2 separate regions of the Homo sapiens genome follow, and region 2 is linked to region 1. The links are chromatin loops, found by intact Hi-C in ENCODE. Cell type or tissue: spleen. All regions are shown on one strand. Links, peaks and the distances in the headings refer to the core of each region. The heading gives the core; the rest is flanking DNA.

What was found. Peaks named below come from ENCODE experiments on the same cell type or tissue, not always from the same donor. Only the 100,000 strongest peaks of a DNase experiment are listed, where the experiment ranks them.
Region 2: it touches region 1 in a loop (2.0-fold over the local background); 3 of 110 quality-filtered maps call a loop at or near these places.

Annotation. Positions count from the first base shown.
Region 1 is chr16:23,971,121-23,979,457 of GRCh38, reverse strand. The region is part of intron 2 of PRKCB (protein kinase C beta); the gene reads right to left. Among named protein-coding and RNA genes, the nearest start is that of PRKCB, 140 kb to the right of the region's middle. In spleen, for the core only: no CTCF peak of the experiment used is centred there; no DNase peak of the experiment used is centred there; H3K27ac peaks cover 998 bases.
Region 2 is chr16:23,920,530-23,928,866 of GRCh38, reverse strand. All of the region lies in intron 2 of PRKCB (protein kinase C beta), which reads right to left. Among named protein-coding and RNA genes, the nearest start is that of PRKCB, 89 kb to the right of the region's middle. In spleen, for the core only: no CTCF peak of the experiment used is centred there; no DNase peak of the experiment used is centred there; H3K27ac peaks cover 857 bases.

The sequences.
Region 1 (8,337 bases), core at 61-8,060:
AGCCCAAGTTTCCATAAACACAAAGGATCTAAATCCACCGAATGGCACATGAGTGTTAACAAAAATCTAAATGAGATTTTACGTGTGAATGCCCAGCACCAGGGGACAGCAGAAGGTATATTCTCAATGAAGGTTCATTTATTTCCTTCCAGGATGGAAGGATTCATGGTACAAGCTCTACAGCTGAGCTGCCTGGATTCTACACCGTGTGCCACTGTTGATTAGCTGTGTGACCTTGAATATGCCCATTGTCTTTGCTGTGTCTCATTTTCTAGTCTATAAAATAGGGACAATGATAGTACTTTCCTCATAGAGTTGTTATGAGGAATAAGTGAGTTATCTTAGCACAGTGTGTGGACACAAGAAGTGCCTAATAGATGCTAAGAAGTGTCAATATTATCCCTACCTACTTCTGCTCACCCCATGCGGCCTGTACACTCCTGGAAAAATCACCTTCTGAAGATTCAGCTTTGATATTATTTCCCTGCTCCAACACATCCACTGCTATTGCCTAAATCTGCAGCGCCCAGTGTGGTAGCTACCAGCCACATGGAGCTATGTAAAAGTAAATTAATTAAATAAAATCTAAAATGCCAATAAAAATCTTCATTCATGCCAGCTACTTTTCAAGTGCTTGATGCCACATGCGTCTGGAGACAACATTGGATAGTACAGATATAAGAAATTTCCAGCACCATAGAAAGTCTTATTGGACAGCAGTAGCCTAAAGGTTAAAGTTCAAAATGCTTAGCCCGGCATCTACCCACAGTATACCCCACCATCTAACTTGACTCTCATCTCTTGTCACTCCACTGCCCCACACTCCAGCCAGGCGGCATTAACCATCCATTTCCATGATGTATTTTACACATTCCCTATTGTGCACATCTTTTCCACAAACAAATCAATACCCACAGCCCATCCCATGCAGTCCACAAATGAAACTTAAAGCAAAGGAGCTTGGTTTTCCAGCCAGCAGACAGAGGGCCAGATTGGAATAGAAATGGCACATTCCACAGGACACTTCAGCTCAGCATCCCTGCAGGACAGACGACAGTTCACTCATCCTACCTACCTTAACACAGGGGTGACAAACGCAAATGCCTGCAGAGGCTAGGCCTGTGACTGAGTGATGCAAGGCTGGTGTGACACAGAAGGGAAGGGATATGGGGGGACTGCGCTGAACTGAGGGGCATATGCCCTTCCAAGGGACACTCAGCTCTAGCCAACAGTGGCCCTGGGTTCACTGGTCCAGAGTCGTGAAATAGGATTTTTTTAAAAAGTTCTGTACAGGCCATCCAAACACATCTAAGTGCTGCCAGTTTATAAGCTCTCTTAGCTGGTCATTCGGCCTCAAATATTTACAGCTTGGTTGTATGAATTTCTGTGTTAAAATATCCCCAATCTTAGAATGGAGATAAGACCACCAATTTCACATACGGTTGTGAAGGTGAGATCAGATTCACGTGCCTACCACGTGCCTGGCTTATACCTAATTCTTACTAAAAATGTGAGCGAATGAATGAATGAATGAGCTCTTCTGGTCTCTCCCACACTCGGAAACCACTCATTGCAGCTGAGTAGAGGAGGGCAAGCAGAGACCACGGGCAGGGAGATGGTTTGTGTGAATCTGTGGGCAGCCGGCCCCAACACAGACAAGCTAGAGTTCAGGGGTCATCTTACAGCCCTGTCTGGCCAGCTTTCAGTACACAGTGAGCATTTATGCTTGTGGCTTCAAAATTCCAACATTACAAACGAGTATACAGTTGAGAATCACCACTGTACTTCATCACTGGAGAGAACCGTTCTTTCCAGTCTCCTGTGTATCCTTCTAGAGACGTTCTCTGTATGCGCGACCACATGTGTGAGGCTATCTGTAGGTACGGACTGAGATATTCCCTACTTCAGTTTTCTTTTTTTATCTAGATCCCTGCTGTTTTGCCCATATACAATTCTACAGCACTAGTTCTCAGTCCTGGCTCCCCAGGAGTCACCAGGGAGCTTTTAAAATGAAAAGTGCTCAAGTCCCACTCCCAGAGATTCTGATTTAATGGGGCTGTGAGGAGAGGGTGGTGGGCAGGCATCAGTACGTTTTAAAAGCTCCTGGGTGATTTGAATGTGCTTGGGAGAGCTGAACACTGCTACTCTGAACGCACCTCCACCACCTGCTTTTCCCCACACTAACACATCTGGGAGGGTCTGTTCCATCTCCATATGTAGAGAATAACCCCATTCTGTTTGCACAATTGCATCTGTTCCACCGTATAGAGGTCCTTCCTCTAATTTGCCCAGTCTTATGGGAAACTCTTAAAGTTCTGATGGTGATTATTTCTTCCTGGAAGAGGGGAGGAAGAGATAGCAAACTTCATTTGCTTATTCACAGCCCAGCACTAAAAAGGAAAAACAAAAGAAAGAGCAGTAATTTTGCAGTGGTCAGCAACTGCCGGAAAAGACTGTTTTCCTTTATAATGTTACCAAATTTATTTAACTAAGCAAGATAAAACAGTTGAGCCAACATGAGGAAAAGAACAGGCCTGAGAAGTAAATAAATCCACCAGAAGAAAGCTGCCCCTACCCTTCCCTCTGCAGTAACAACCCTGGGAGAGCCAGACCCTGAGCAGAACACCTGCTGGGGACATCCTTCCTGTTTGGGTGGCACGTGGAGACTGTCCTTGACCCCATGACTTCCCGCTTTTGATCAGGCCCCCAAAGATGCAGAGAGCAGGACACAATGCCATGGTCTAAGGGGATGACACATCAATATCTCTTCACTCACCAGCCATATCCAGCAGCAGATTGCTCAGACCAGAAGCAGGCCTAACCCCAAAACCAAGTGTGGTGGCATGTCTTGTTTCTGCCTGACAGCACCCATCCTCCATGCTTCTCCTGTGAGGAATCGCTCTTCACTGGCTCACTGATTGTGTGGGCCAGCTAAGGCTGCCCTCATCCTCTGGCTCTAAGGGTGGACATGGGACCTGGGCCACAGTGGGGATTCAGGCATGGGCGTGTGACTCAGGACACCCAAAGAGAATCAGCTTCAGGACTTTTGCTGGAATTATTAGGAAAGAGGGTTTATTTTCCAGCAGAGTTGTTAAACTGGTAGGGAATAAATTTGCATCTGCCATCCGTTTTTGGGGGGGCGGTTTTTGTGGGTTTTTTTGAGACAGAATCTCACTCTGTCACCCAAGGTGGAGTGCAATGGTGCGATTATGGCTCACTGCAACCTTGAGCACCTGGATTCATGCAACTCCCACTTAACATCCCTAGTAGCTACTACAGGTGCACACCATTACACCTGAATTTTTTTTTCTTTTGTAGAGATGGGGTCTCACTAGGTTGACCAGGCTGGTTTCGAACTCCTGGCCTCAAGTGGTCTTCTTGCCTCAGGCTCCCAAAGTGCTGCATCTGCCATCTTTACCATCACCAAGGAAAAGTTTTTTTGAGAATGAAGCCAACACAGAGAAAAGCTGAGCCAAGAGATGCCCCATGACCATGCTGGAGCACCTAAATCCAGCCAGACCTAAAGAACTCTCAACTCCTCTGTACAAGCCAATAAATGCCTCTTTTCCTAAACCAACTTGAATTGTTTTTTTTGTCTCTTGTGACCAAAGGAGTCCTGACTAACAAACCAAATGTGAGAAGTTGAAGGGTGGGCCGTGGGGGCCCTTATTTCTCTTGTGCTTCGTACGTTCCTATAAGTAAGCCTTTATTATTATTATTTAGGAGCTTGGTGTTACTAGCACTCAATTCCATCAGTCCATACTGGTGAATTCAGGAAAGTTGAGATACAGAGTTTCATCCTTCCCTTAATTCCTTTAGATATTGCAGAAGACGTAATGCACCTAGGAGTTTCAGTGGGTGTTCAGGCGTGGGCGTGTGACTCAGGTCACCCAAAGAGAGTCAGCCAGGAACTATGAGGTTTGACAGGTCTACTGTGCCCATGAGTGTCTGTTACTTGGGCATCTTCTCAGTAGGTGCCTTTAGGATAGGCACATCCACCTCGCTGATGCAACAGCGATTTAGACCCTTTGCTACTACCAGCATCCTCCCCTTGCTGGTAAAGCAGAGGCCACAGAGCCACAAGCCACACCCTTTGTTGACATGACAAGGAGTGACAGCCACCAAATTGTGCCTCCTGAGGTGGCATAATCTCTGGGCTACCTTGAAGCCCAGAGACAAATGCGTGTCAATCCCAGGCCCCCAACTCACTCTAAAATAGGCAAATGGAAAAAGCTTAATCCCCAGCCAGGAAAAACACTAGCAACAATTCTGCAACGAGGAATGACTTGCTAAGTGAATACTGCAAAAATCACTGAATCATACACAGGACCATGGAGACTACAAAAAGTGTCTGTTGGCTTTGCCTGCCCAGCGTCCACTCCCTTTTCTCTGGTAGCTGGAATGTTGTTTTTCTTTGGGAAGCCATCCTTTCTCCACGGTATGCAGTCCTGGTGGGGCTGTCAATCGAGGTGCCCGGCTTTCCCCTTGCACATGACTGAACCTCACAACATTGGGGAATCACACTGTTCTCCCTGGGATTTGATTCTTGGGACAAGGACAGAAAACAGCTGGAGCTGATTCCTCCCGATGGTGTCACCCTGTGAAGGTCATCCATTCGCTCCTGCCACCCAGATCCCCAGAGCCACCCTGGGCCCTGTACTCTCTGAGGCCTGGCACCACTCGTGTGCCAACCCATAATATTTCCAGTTTTTTTTTTCCTTTAGATAACTAGAGTTCTTTTGTGTGCTTACAAATGACAAAAGAACCTGAACCAATCCAGACACCTAATCTCACCCCAGATTGATGCAAATATCTTTTCCATGACATCCCCAAAGGATGGTCACCAAGCAGCTCCCTGCACTCTTCCAGGACGAGGGGTTCTCTGCCTCCTAAGGACAGCTCTGACATTAGAGTTCTTCAACTGCGCAGAAGTCGGCCTGCCTCAGTCCTGATCCTGCCCTCTTGGCCCCTTCCTCCTCTCCTTGGCTCCTCCTCCTGTTCTCCAGCCCTTCCCTATCCTAGAGGAAGTTCTCGAGGCTCTGTCCTAGGTGCTGATCTCTACCCTGTGGACTCTCTCTCACTGAAGCATCTTGTCAATCCAAGGGACTTCAGGAATTCTATTCCTGCTGGTCCCTCTCAGTCCTGTGCTCCTCCCTGAACCCCACACCTCTCTGTCCACCTGTCTCCTCAGCACCACCATTCAGATGAACAGAACATGCCCCAAGCCAAGTTCTCATTCTTCTGCCTCATTTCTCAGGATGTGCCTGCATCCCTTACCCTGGGACTCACCCTTCTCTCCTCCCTCACCACCACCACCACTCACTTCCAAACACTAATTCTGTTCAGTCTAGCCCCTAATTATCACCCAAAACCAGCCCCCTGCCCTGAGCAAATATATATATATGAGACCTCATATCTCTGGTCTCTGACACTTGATTCTTGTTTAACTCCTATCATCCTTCAGATATCAGATTAAATATCATTTCCAGCTGGTCAGAGTGCCTTACGCCTGTAATCCCAGCACTTTGGGAGGCCAAGAAAGGTGAATTGCTTGAGCCCAGGTGTTTGAGACCAGCCTGGGCAACACAGCAAAACCCTATCTCTGCAAAAACACAAAACAGTAGCGGGGCAAGGTGGTGCATGCCTGTACCCAGGTAGCTGGGGTGGGAGGATCACTTGAGCCCAGGAGGTCGAGGCTGCAGTGAGCCGTGATCATGCCAATGCACTCCAGCCTGGGCAACAGAGTGAGACCCTGTCTCAAAAAAAGAAAAAAAATATATTATTTTCTTGGGGATTAAATATCACTTCTGTCCTGACGTGCCAATCTAGGTTTAACATGCTCACTGTATGTTCCCATTTGACTTAATGTCTCCAAGTCACTTTGTTATTTTCAACCATAAAGTAGGAATAAAAAGAGTACCTACTCATAGAGTTGCTGGGATTAAATGTGACAACACATTAAAAACACTGAAAGAGGCCGGGCCCGGTGGCTCACGCCTGTAATCCCAGCACTTTGAGAGGCCGAGGCAGGTGAATCACCTGAGGTCAGGAGTTAGAAACCAGCCTGGCTAACATGGTGAAATCCCCATCTCTACTAAAAATACAAAAATTAGCCGGGCGTGGTGGCGGGTGCTTGTAATCCCAGCTACTTGGGAGGCTGATGCAGGAGAATTGCTTGAACCCGGGAGGTGAAGGTTGCAGTGAGCCAAGATTGTGCCACTGCACTCCAGCCTGGGCAACAGAGTGAGATTCTGTCTCAATAAAAATAAAAATTAAAAAGAAAAAAATCATTTCACTGAGGATTAAATATCACTTCCGTCCTGACCTGCCAGTCTAGGTTTAACATGCTCACTGTATGACCCCATTTGACTTAACATCTCCAAGCCACTTTATTATTTTCAACCATGAAATGAGAATTAAGAGTACCTACTCATGGAGTTGCTGGGATTAAATGTGACAACACATTAAAAACACTAAAAGAAAAAACTAAACCTTAACACCATAATAGGCACTAGCTCATCATAAATATTAGCTATTACTATTGTTGTTGCAAATAATAAAAATATCTTTCCCTCCCAGACTGTTAACTCCATTAAATCAGAGGAGCCATATGTTTTGTTCACTACTGTCTTCCTAATACTGACACATAACAGGAGCTCAGTATTTAATTGGCTGATTGGTTGTGATTTAAAGCTCACGACTGTAGACCACACTCTCCCTCACTTTTCTCCCCAATGTTTCCCCTTCACCAGGCTAAACATTTTCATTTCCTCCCAATACATTTTAGTTATACAAGACAAAACCTTCTCACCATCATGCTAGATGCCCTTAGACAAGGTAAACTCATAGCAAAAAGGCCTTCGTATGGGAGACTTTCCATTTGCTTTCTTTTTTATTTAAATAAGACAGTGAAGGGGAAAACCTAAGTACAGGAAAAAATTAAAAACTGAAAGGAAATAGATAAAATGTGGATGGTGGTGGTTGTCTCTAGTTAAAAGGACTTTCAGGATTTCTTTTTCTTTTTACAATTTTGCATTCTCTGATATTTAAATATAATAAAGCAAATACAAATTTTCATATACCTGAACTTCATGAGGCATACTTTGATACAAGACAATACAAATGTATTATACGCATGTACCACCAAAATTGAGATACAGAGCATGGGCACCACCTAAAAAGTTTCCCTGTACACACCCCCAGCCTGTGGTAGACACTGATCCACTTTCTGTTACTATATAGATTAATGGCCTCGTACAGTATGCACTATTTTGTGTCTGCCTTCTTTCACTTAAAATAATGTTTTTGAGACTCGCGCATGCACGTGTCTGTATTAGCAGTTAGTTCATCTTTACTGCTGAATAATATTCCATTATATGATTATTCTAAAGTTTGCTTATCCATTCATCTACTGATCAATATTCTGGGGTTTTTTTAACAGTATCTGGTTATTATGAATAAAGCTGCTATGAACATTCATTTATAAGTCTTAATTTATTCATTCATTTTTTGTGTGGGCATACAATTTAATTCCTCTTGGATAAATACCTAGGAGTGGAATTGCTGTATCATACTGTAACTCTATGTTTAACTTAATAAGAAACTGCCATTGTTTTGCAAAGTGGTTGTACCATTTTTTAAAGGAAAACAATCCAACACATTATCTTATAATATGTTTTGCATTCTAGATGTTCAATTAAAGACATTTAACTGTGGAAAACTGTTCTGCACCTAAAGCTAAAGGTATAGTCCCATGAAATGACGTAACAGGGGCAAGTAAGAGAGGAAACCCTGAGAGATGGGCAACCTCGCGGGGGCTAGCATCACAGAGCGGGGCCAGAGATGGACAGAGGGAGCTGCAGGTGGAAATACCCCAAACTCTCTCTCCTCCCACCTTCTCGTCTCTTGCTGCCACCTCCCTTTGGCTTAACTCAGACAAAAGTCAACCAGCAAGGGAGTCCAGGAGATACAGTCCACAGGGGTCTACCTCCTGGGACACAGAGTAGGACAAAGAAGGCAGGAGAATGCTGGTCCCAGAGGAGGGACCAAATGGAGAGGAACCATCACACCATCCGTCCTCAAAGGGGAGGAGAGAAGGAGCACGTAGGAAACACTCCCAGAGGCCAACACTTGTAAACCAAACCCCAATATGAATTTCTGATGGCGATCACGATTGCCCGCTACACCTACAACATGTACTTCATCCACAGGGAATTTTTCTGTTGACAATGGGTCAGTTTTGATTAGAGCTGATCGATGGAGATGGTGACAATGATGGTAACTACTGCCACGGCTTCTAATAAAAATAATACTAAAACAGTAGTGAATACTTCATTG
Region 2 (8,337 bases), core at 276-8,275, 51 kb after region 1:
GGCGCCTGTAATCCTAGCTACTTGGGAGGCTGAGGCAGGAGAATCGCTTGAACCTGGGAGGCGGAGGTTGCAGTGAGCCGAGATCATGCCATTGCACTCCAGCCTGGGCAACAAGAGCAAGGCCCCATCTCAAAACAAAAAAAACAAACAAAACAAAACAAAACCACTAGATACCAAAATCACCTCCTCCAGGAAGCCCTCCCCAGTCCCCCAACAGAGGTGCATTTCCCAGCTCATATCGCCCACTGTCCTCCTCTTTCTACCTTACCCCAGCTCCTAGCTCAGTCACTTGTCTGTGATGGATGTTCACTGACAGCGTCTCCACCCTCTGATGGAGGTCACTTCCTTATACAAGGCCTGAGTTCCATTCATCAGAGGGTCCCCGACTGCATGCATACCAGAGTGCCTTGCACAAGCTCTTGCTCAGTAAATGTCTGTGGGCCGGGCGCGGTGGCTCATGCCTGTAATCCCAGCACTTTGGGAGGCCAAGGTGGGTGGATCACCTGAGGTCAGGAGTTCGAGACCAGCCTGGCCAACATGGTGAAACCGTGTCTCTACTAAAAATACAAAAAAATTAGCCGGGCATGGTCGTGGGCATCTATAATCCCAGCTACTCAGTAGGCTGAGGCAGGAGAATTGCTTGAACCTGGGAGGTGGAGGTTGCAGTGAGCTGAGATCATGCCATTGCACTCCAGCCTGGGCAACAAGAGTGAAACACCATCTCAAAAAAATAAAAATAAAAAATAAACGTCTGTGGAAACAGCCCTATACATTCTTTCATTTCTATATATTTCAAGAGTATTTCCAAAGCCAGTATTCCCAGCCTGGGCCCCTCCTCTCTTCTCGCCTGAATCTACATGAGCTCTTGGCAAAACCCCAGCACACTCCATGACTGCAATGACTACTGATGTGCAGCTAAGGCTCAGATCTCCACCCTGAGCCCAGATCCACGCCCTAAGCCCCAAGATATCCACACGCCAACTGGTCTGTGCCATTTGGACACCAACTAGGTGTCTAAAAGGGAGACAGCCTTCCCTCAAAACATGTTCCTCCTCCCATGGTTCTATCTCTGTCAAAAGCACCACCAGCGCACCTAGTACCCAAGCCAGAAACCAGGGAGCCATCCCTGACTTTCTCATTCCTCCCACGCCAAATCAATCACTAAGTTCTCTCAATAACACCCCCTAAATATCTCTTGAATCTTCCATCCACCTCTCTCCTTCCTCACCACCACTCAGGCGTCCTCAAGTCCTGCCTAGATTACTACCACCGCCTCCTAACCCAAGATCCTTCCTCCAGCCTTGTCACTGTGAAATTCATTTTTAACGGCAGCCAGAGTGGTTTCTAAAAGACAAATCTAATCATGTAATGCTTAGAAAAAAGAAAAGGCTCTGTACTCTCAGAATAAAATGTACACACTCTTTCATAGGACAGATGAGCCCTTTATGACAGGGTTCCTTACTTCCTTTTCTCTGAGCTTGTCCCTAAACACATCCCCTACCCTGAAAATACACAAACATGCCCTTCATTCCAGCCATGCCAAAGTGATTTTGGTTCTTCAATCCTCTTGTGCTTTTGTATATACTATTTCCTCTGCCTGGAGCACTCTCCCCCTTCTTTCCACATCCTCCTTTACTTAGTTAAACCTGTCATCCTTAAGGTGGGACTTTGATATCATTTAGTCCTGGAAGCCTTCCTGATGCCTTCAATTAAGCACCCAACTCTACGCTCACACCATGCGCTTACAGCCATCACAGCACATATCTCACCGTACAGGCACCTGCCTGGTTAGCCATCTGCATTCTTTACCAGACAATAATTTTGGTAATAGCAGAGGCTACGCCTGTTGTGTTCACTGTGAGACACCTCAGCACCACCACCACCATACGCAGTAAGAAGTATTCAATAAATACTTTAATGGATAAATAAATCGACCAATGTATACATCGAAGCTTTTGAGAAAACTTGCTTTTAAAAATCTGGCAGGACAATTTTTTGAAGCTTGGGAGCTGCCTTGTAGACTGAGATCTTTTACCTGAATTTTGGGCAGCTATCCAAAGAAGAAATTATTATATAAAAGATGCCTGCACTCATACGTTTATCACAGTACAATAGCAAAGATATGGAATCAACTTAAGCATCAATCAATGGATGACTGGATAAAGAAAATGTATATATATTTATATATACATATATATTAATATACATATCATTGTGTGTATATAGACACACATACCACCATATATATACATATATACACGTATGTGTGTGGTATATGTATGTATATCTATATATACATACACACAATAGAATACTACTCAGCCATAAAAAAGAGTAAGACCTTTGATTTTATTTTTATTTATTTATTTATTATTTATTTTTTTTGAAACAGTCTCACTCTGTCGCCCAGGCTGGAGTGCAGTGGGGCAATCTCGGCTCACTGCAACCTCCACCTCCCGGGTTCAAGTGATTCTTCCACCTCGGCCTCCTGAGTAGCTGGGACTACAGGCACCCGCCATCATGCCCAGCTAATTTTTGTATTTTTGCAGAGATGGGGCTTCACCATGTTGGCAAGGCTGGTCTTGAAGTCCTGACTAAAACAGGGTCTCACTCTGTCACCCAGGCTGGGGGGCAGTTGTGTGATCATAGCTCACTGCAGCCTTGAACTCCTGGGCTCAAGAGATCCTCCTGCCTCAGCCTCTCAAGAAACTGGGACCACAGGTACACAACACGATGCCTGGCTAATTTAATTTTTATAGAGCCGGAGTCTCACCAAGTTGCTCAGGCTGGTTTCAAACTCCTGGGCTCAAGTGATCTTCCTTCGTCAGCCTCCCAGTGTGCTAATATGACAGGCATGAGCCACCATGCCCAGTCTGAAATCATGTCTTTTGCAGCAACAGGATGGAACCCAAAGCCATTATCTTAAAAAAAAAAAACTCAGAAAGAGAAAGTCAAATAATGCATATTCTTAGTTATAAATGGGAACTATATAATACACATAGACACAGAGTATGGAATAATAGTCATTCTCCAATGGCTACTGAATGACTGTTGAGTAATAGTCATCCTTCTTGGAAGGGTTGGGTGGGGGAGTGAAGGATAAGAAATCACTTAATGAGTACAGGGTACCCTATCTGGGTGATGGACATACCAAAAGCACAGATTCTACCACTAAATAACATATCCATGTAACAAAATTGCACTTGTGCCTTCTCAATTTATACAAGTAAAAACTTTTTTTAAAAAATTTAAGAAGTCCTCATGTTTGGAAGAGAGACAGGATGACCTCAGACAGGGATGCTGGGTTTCGGCACTTCAAGGCTGACAAGACAATGTCAAGAATGGAGTCCTTGGATCCCCAGTCCCCTAGAAATGGGATGCAAGCTCTCTGTCCTTGGAAACGGCCAACCTTAAGAACACAGGCATCCTGGTTAACGAGAGGAGGGTCACGTCCAGGAAGAGAGTGATTATCATGGCCACAGATACCCAATGACCAGTCAGGTCTGAAAGAGCCCCAATGGGCAAGTCCTGCAGAATGAAAAGGGAGAGAGGAGTGATCCACTAAGATGTTATCAGGGCAGAGGATGGGGACCCCATTGTAGGGCACTCCAGGCAAAATTTTACAGGAAGAAATAGCCAAGAAGTGACAATGTCAATGCTTTCCTATTTTATGTTCTTTCCATCCCATTCTCTCTTTCCTCATCTCTCAACATTCTTCTAGTCATTGTGCTCCATTTTCCCTCCACTGAGGGGTCATATTGAGGTAAACTAGAAGGCAGTTAAATAACTATACCCCAGATGTGCCAATCAATGGTCAAATATTGACCTGGAAGACCTTACCTAATGAATTGAAATAGGGTCCTCCCACTTGGTCCCAGTCCGTAAATCATTTTACCCAGGTCCAGAATGAACCTATATAGCATTTACTCATTAAATGAGCAGACAACATGTGATTGGGTGGGTCTAAGGAGACTTTGCAGTTTTGTTGTTGTTGTTTATAATTGACAAGTAAAAATTGTATACATCTGTAGTGTACAACATGATGTTTTCCTACATGTATACATAGTGAAATGGCTAAATCAAGCTATTTAACATATGCATTTTTTCGTAGTGAGAACACTTAAAATCTACTCTCTTGGCAATTTTCAACTATGCAATATATTGGAATTAACTAGTCACCATGGTATACGTGGAGCCTTTGAATTTTAGGATCAGGATGTAGAGATATCTTAGTTTATTAGGAAGTAACTAAACAAAGATAAATATTAGAGGCTTGTGTTTGGGTATTGAAAAATTAATTAATATATGTGTCACAAGAGGAAACAGAAACTAGATGGTTAACAAGAAGAACACAGAAATAGAGAAGTTCAGTTGTGTGGTGGTCGCCAGATCAAATATTCTGATTCTCCCCTCCTCCCAAGTACACAGCAATATGATACTTGCCCAGCCGCTTTGAAGTTAGGCATGGCCATGCGTATTAGTCGGTTCTCACACTGCTATCTTGATACTACCCGAGACTGGGTAATTTCTAGAGGAAAGAGATTTAAATGACTCACAGTTCCGCATGGTTGGGGAGGCCTCAGGAAACTTACAATTATGACAGAAGGCGAAGGGGAAGCAAGCTTGGACCTTCTCACATGGCTACGGGAGAGAGAAGAGTGAGGAGTGAAGGGGGAGGAGCCCCTTATAAAACCATCAGCTCTTGTGAGAACTCACTCAGTATCATGAGAACAGCATGGGAGAAACTGCCCCTATGATCCATTCACCTCCCACCAGTTCTCTCCCTAGACACATGGGGATTATGGGGATTACAATTCAAGATGAGATTTGGGTGGGGACACAAAGTCTAATCATATCACAATGTGACTTGCTTTGGCCAGTGATACACGCTTGGCAGTGACAAGTGTTTATAGGGAGCGCTTCAAGGACCAATACGAGACTTGCCAATCATTTTCCTCCCTCAGTGATCATGGAAGCATGCTTCAAGTTGGTGTGCTTCTATTGGGTAGGTTACTTCTGTGACCACAATGAGCAATCCCTTCCCTTACATGTTCACCCGTGTCAAAACAGGTTGATTATGGTTGGGACCAGAAATAATGTCTGGAACTATGGAGATGCCAATATCATCTCAGTATTAGGAGAAACCCTGTCATTATTAGAGCTGCACAAACACACCATTTTGGGGGTAGCATGTTAGTAACTGAAGATTGGACAGTCACCAATGGCGTGCTATGAAGGGAATTCAAGCATTAGATGGTTCAGTGAGTATTCAATTAACCTTATTTTAATAACAATACCAAATATCCTTCTGGAGAACTATTCCTTTCCCACTCTTGGTCCACATAATTCAGGTAGTGTTAATTCCATCCGGAACTCCAAGAGTAGATAAGGGTGGTCAATCAGCACATTGCTTTTTCACTGGCCCTAGTAGCTAATTTAGAGCCTGTGAGATATAACAAGAGAAAGAGGTGCTCTTCTCTACATGGACTTGAACCTAGAGGAAATGTGAGTAGAGCTTCCATAGCCATCTCACCTTGATGAGGGGAGTCTCTTCCATCTGAGAAGGGAGCCAATACATAAGCAGAGATGGAATAAAGGAAACCATGTCCTGGAAACATAACAAACCCCTGGATCAGACAATACCTGAAGGCAGCTACCCTTGGACTTTTTGGTTTTATAAAGGCAATAAATTCCCTTCTGAATTAAGCTAGTTTGAATTTTCTGTCACCTGTCATAACCAAGATTCCTGCCTCATACAAAGGGTGGTTGAAATACATGAATTTTAAGGTTCTGTCCCAACCTGAAATTTTAAGATTCAAATAACAGCATTCACTAGCTAACTACATTTAGCATTAAAAGGTGTAGGTAGCTAGGAGGCAGGAAAAAAAGGTAACTCTAAAGAACAGACAGATCTATTAAGATTGGTCAAGGCTGCAAAAATCTAAACTATGTCTGTAACACTGGCTACCTAAATTAAATGCCCTCTGGATCTTAGCCACTGAGTGTGGCTCATGTGGACATTGGCCACCATTCTACCCATGAAGCCATAATTATAAATCAAACCACATTTCCTGATCCCTCAGTAAGGTGCAGCATTGTGTTATGCTGGCAGGAGCTACTGTGGCTAAGGCCCTGGAGGAAGGGTAGTTTGCTATTTTTCTTTTTGAAAATGTGTTGTCAAAGCAAAGGTGTCATTTAGAGAAAATGTAACTGAAGTTTCTGCAGAGATCATTCTGTAGTGACCAACACAGTCACTGTATATTTCAAAGTTGACATTTCCAAGATGTATCATAGCTCTTTCACATGCTATCATCACACAAAAAAACTAGGTAGCTCTGCTAAATAACATTTGCATATAGTCTTTAAAAATGCAAATAGAGTATAGATGAGAGGTTGCAGAGATCTAGCCTAGAGACATCTTTTTTTGGTCCATACCATGTCTTTAATAAAAAGAAAAACAAGAAATTTTGCATGAAATCCAGATTTCTGGCTTCTCTTGAAAAAGTAGAAGAGCTGGCAGCCCTAGGATCATATTCCAACAGAGGAAAAATTACTACTGGTGCCCCTTTAAACAAAACACCCACTATTCAATTCAACATGGGTTCCTGCCACCACCTCTGTTTTATACCCACCCACTTCACTCATTTAGGTCTCCTGCCTAATTTCTGTAGGATTTGAGTCTACAACTCTTTTACATTTACAAATTTGTCCACAGATAACTATTAAGACGTCATTTTTATCAGCCAATGTCCTTCTAAACATGCTGGAATTCAATGTTTTCATTATCATCCGATAGTGTTCTATGCACCATAACACCAAACATCTCAGTCAGTAATTACCCATGAACTTCCATGCCTTCAAGCCTTTGCTCTTACTGTTCCCCTGCCTGCTCTGCCCTTTCCCTAAGTCTTTGCTGTTGGAACCCAGCTGAGCCTATAAGATTCAACTCAAATGCCTTCTTCTTGTGAGGCCTGCCTTGATGCCCACCCAAGAATTAGGGTTCAGAATTAATGATCTATTTCCTGGCATTATTGTGATATGAGGGTATAGCATATCTTTTTTTATTTATTTTTTCTTTTTTTGACAGAGTCTTGCTGGAGTACAGTTGTGCAATTTTGGCTCACTGCAACCTCTGCCTCTCAGATTCAAGCAATTCTCCTGCCTCAGCCTCCCAAGTAGCTGGGATGACAGATGGGTGCCGCCACACCCAGCTAACTTTTGTATTTTTAGTAGAAACAGGGTTTTGCCATGTTGGTCAGGCTGATCTTGAACTCCTGGCCTCAAGTGATCTGCCCACCTGTAATCCCAAAGTGCTGGGATTACAGACGTGAGCCATCTTGCCTGGCCTAGCACATCTTTATCACACCTCAACCCTTATTTCTTCCCATTTTCTATAATAGTTTATAACGATCAGGCTGTCTCCTCACGAGACCGAAAGCTCTTCAAGGACAAGCACTAAGTCCCCAATACCTTAATGGCAACTTAATCACTTATAAGGTACCAGCACCTTACCTGTCTTTTCTCATTTAAACCCCACACAATCCCTATGAGGTGGGTCTTATTAATATTGCCATTTGAAAGATGAGGAAACTGAGACCTAGAGAGACTCAGAGCCCAAGAGTGGTTTTCTTAAGCCCTCTACTACTTGGGCACACATTCTTCATTACCCTGTGATATGGTTTGGCTGTGGCCCCACCCAAATCTCACTTTGAATTGTAATAATCCCTGCATGTCAAGGGTGGGGCTAGGTGGAAATAACTGAATCATGGGGGTGGTTTCCCCCATACTGTTCTCATGGTAGTGAATAAATCTCAGGTGATCTGACGGTTTCATAAATGGGAGTTCCCCTGCACATGCTGTCTCCTGCCTGCCACCATGTAAGACGTGACTTTGCCCCTCATTTGCCTTCTGCCATGATCGTGAGGCCTCCCCAGCCATGTGGAACTGTGAGTCCATTAAACCTCTTTCCTTTATAAATTACCTGGTCTCAGGTGTGTCTTTATTAGCAGCATGAGAACAGACTAACACACTCTGTATGTAGAAGGCAACAGAATGTGCTGGGTGGAGCCGAACACTTCTGTTAAATAACTTCCACCAATTTCTGCAGGACTCTTGAAGGGCTGTTCTTCCCCTTCCATCCCCTTCCCCTGGGCTCTGCCCCAGCCCTGAGCAGCCTGTCTCACCCACTCTTCTCCCCAAGAGTATGCAGAGAATGCCACTCTCTGCTCCCACACACCGCCTGACAGGAAAGCTGGGTAACCTTCCCTTATCACACCAGCCTTTCCAGGGGCTCTGCTTCCCTCTGAAATTACATTAAATTGTTCCATTAGTGTCAAA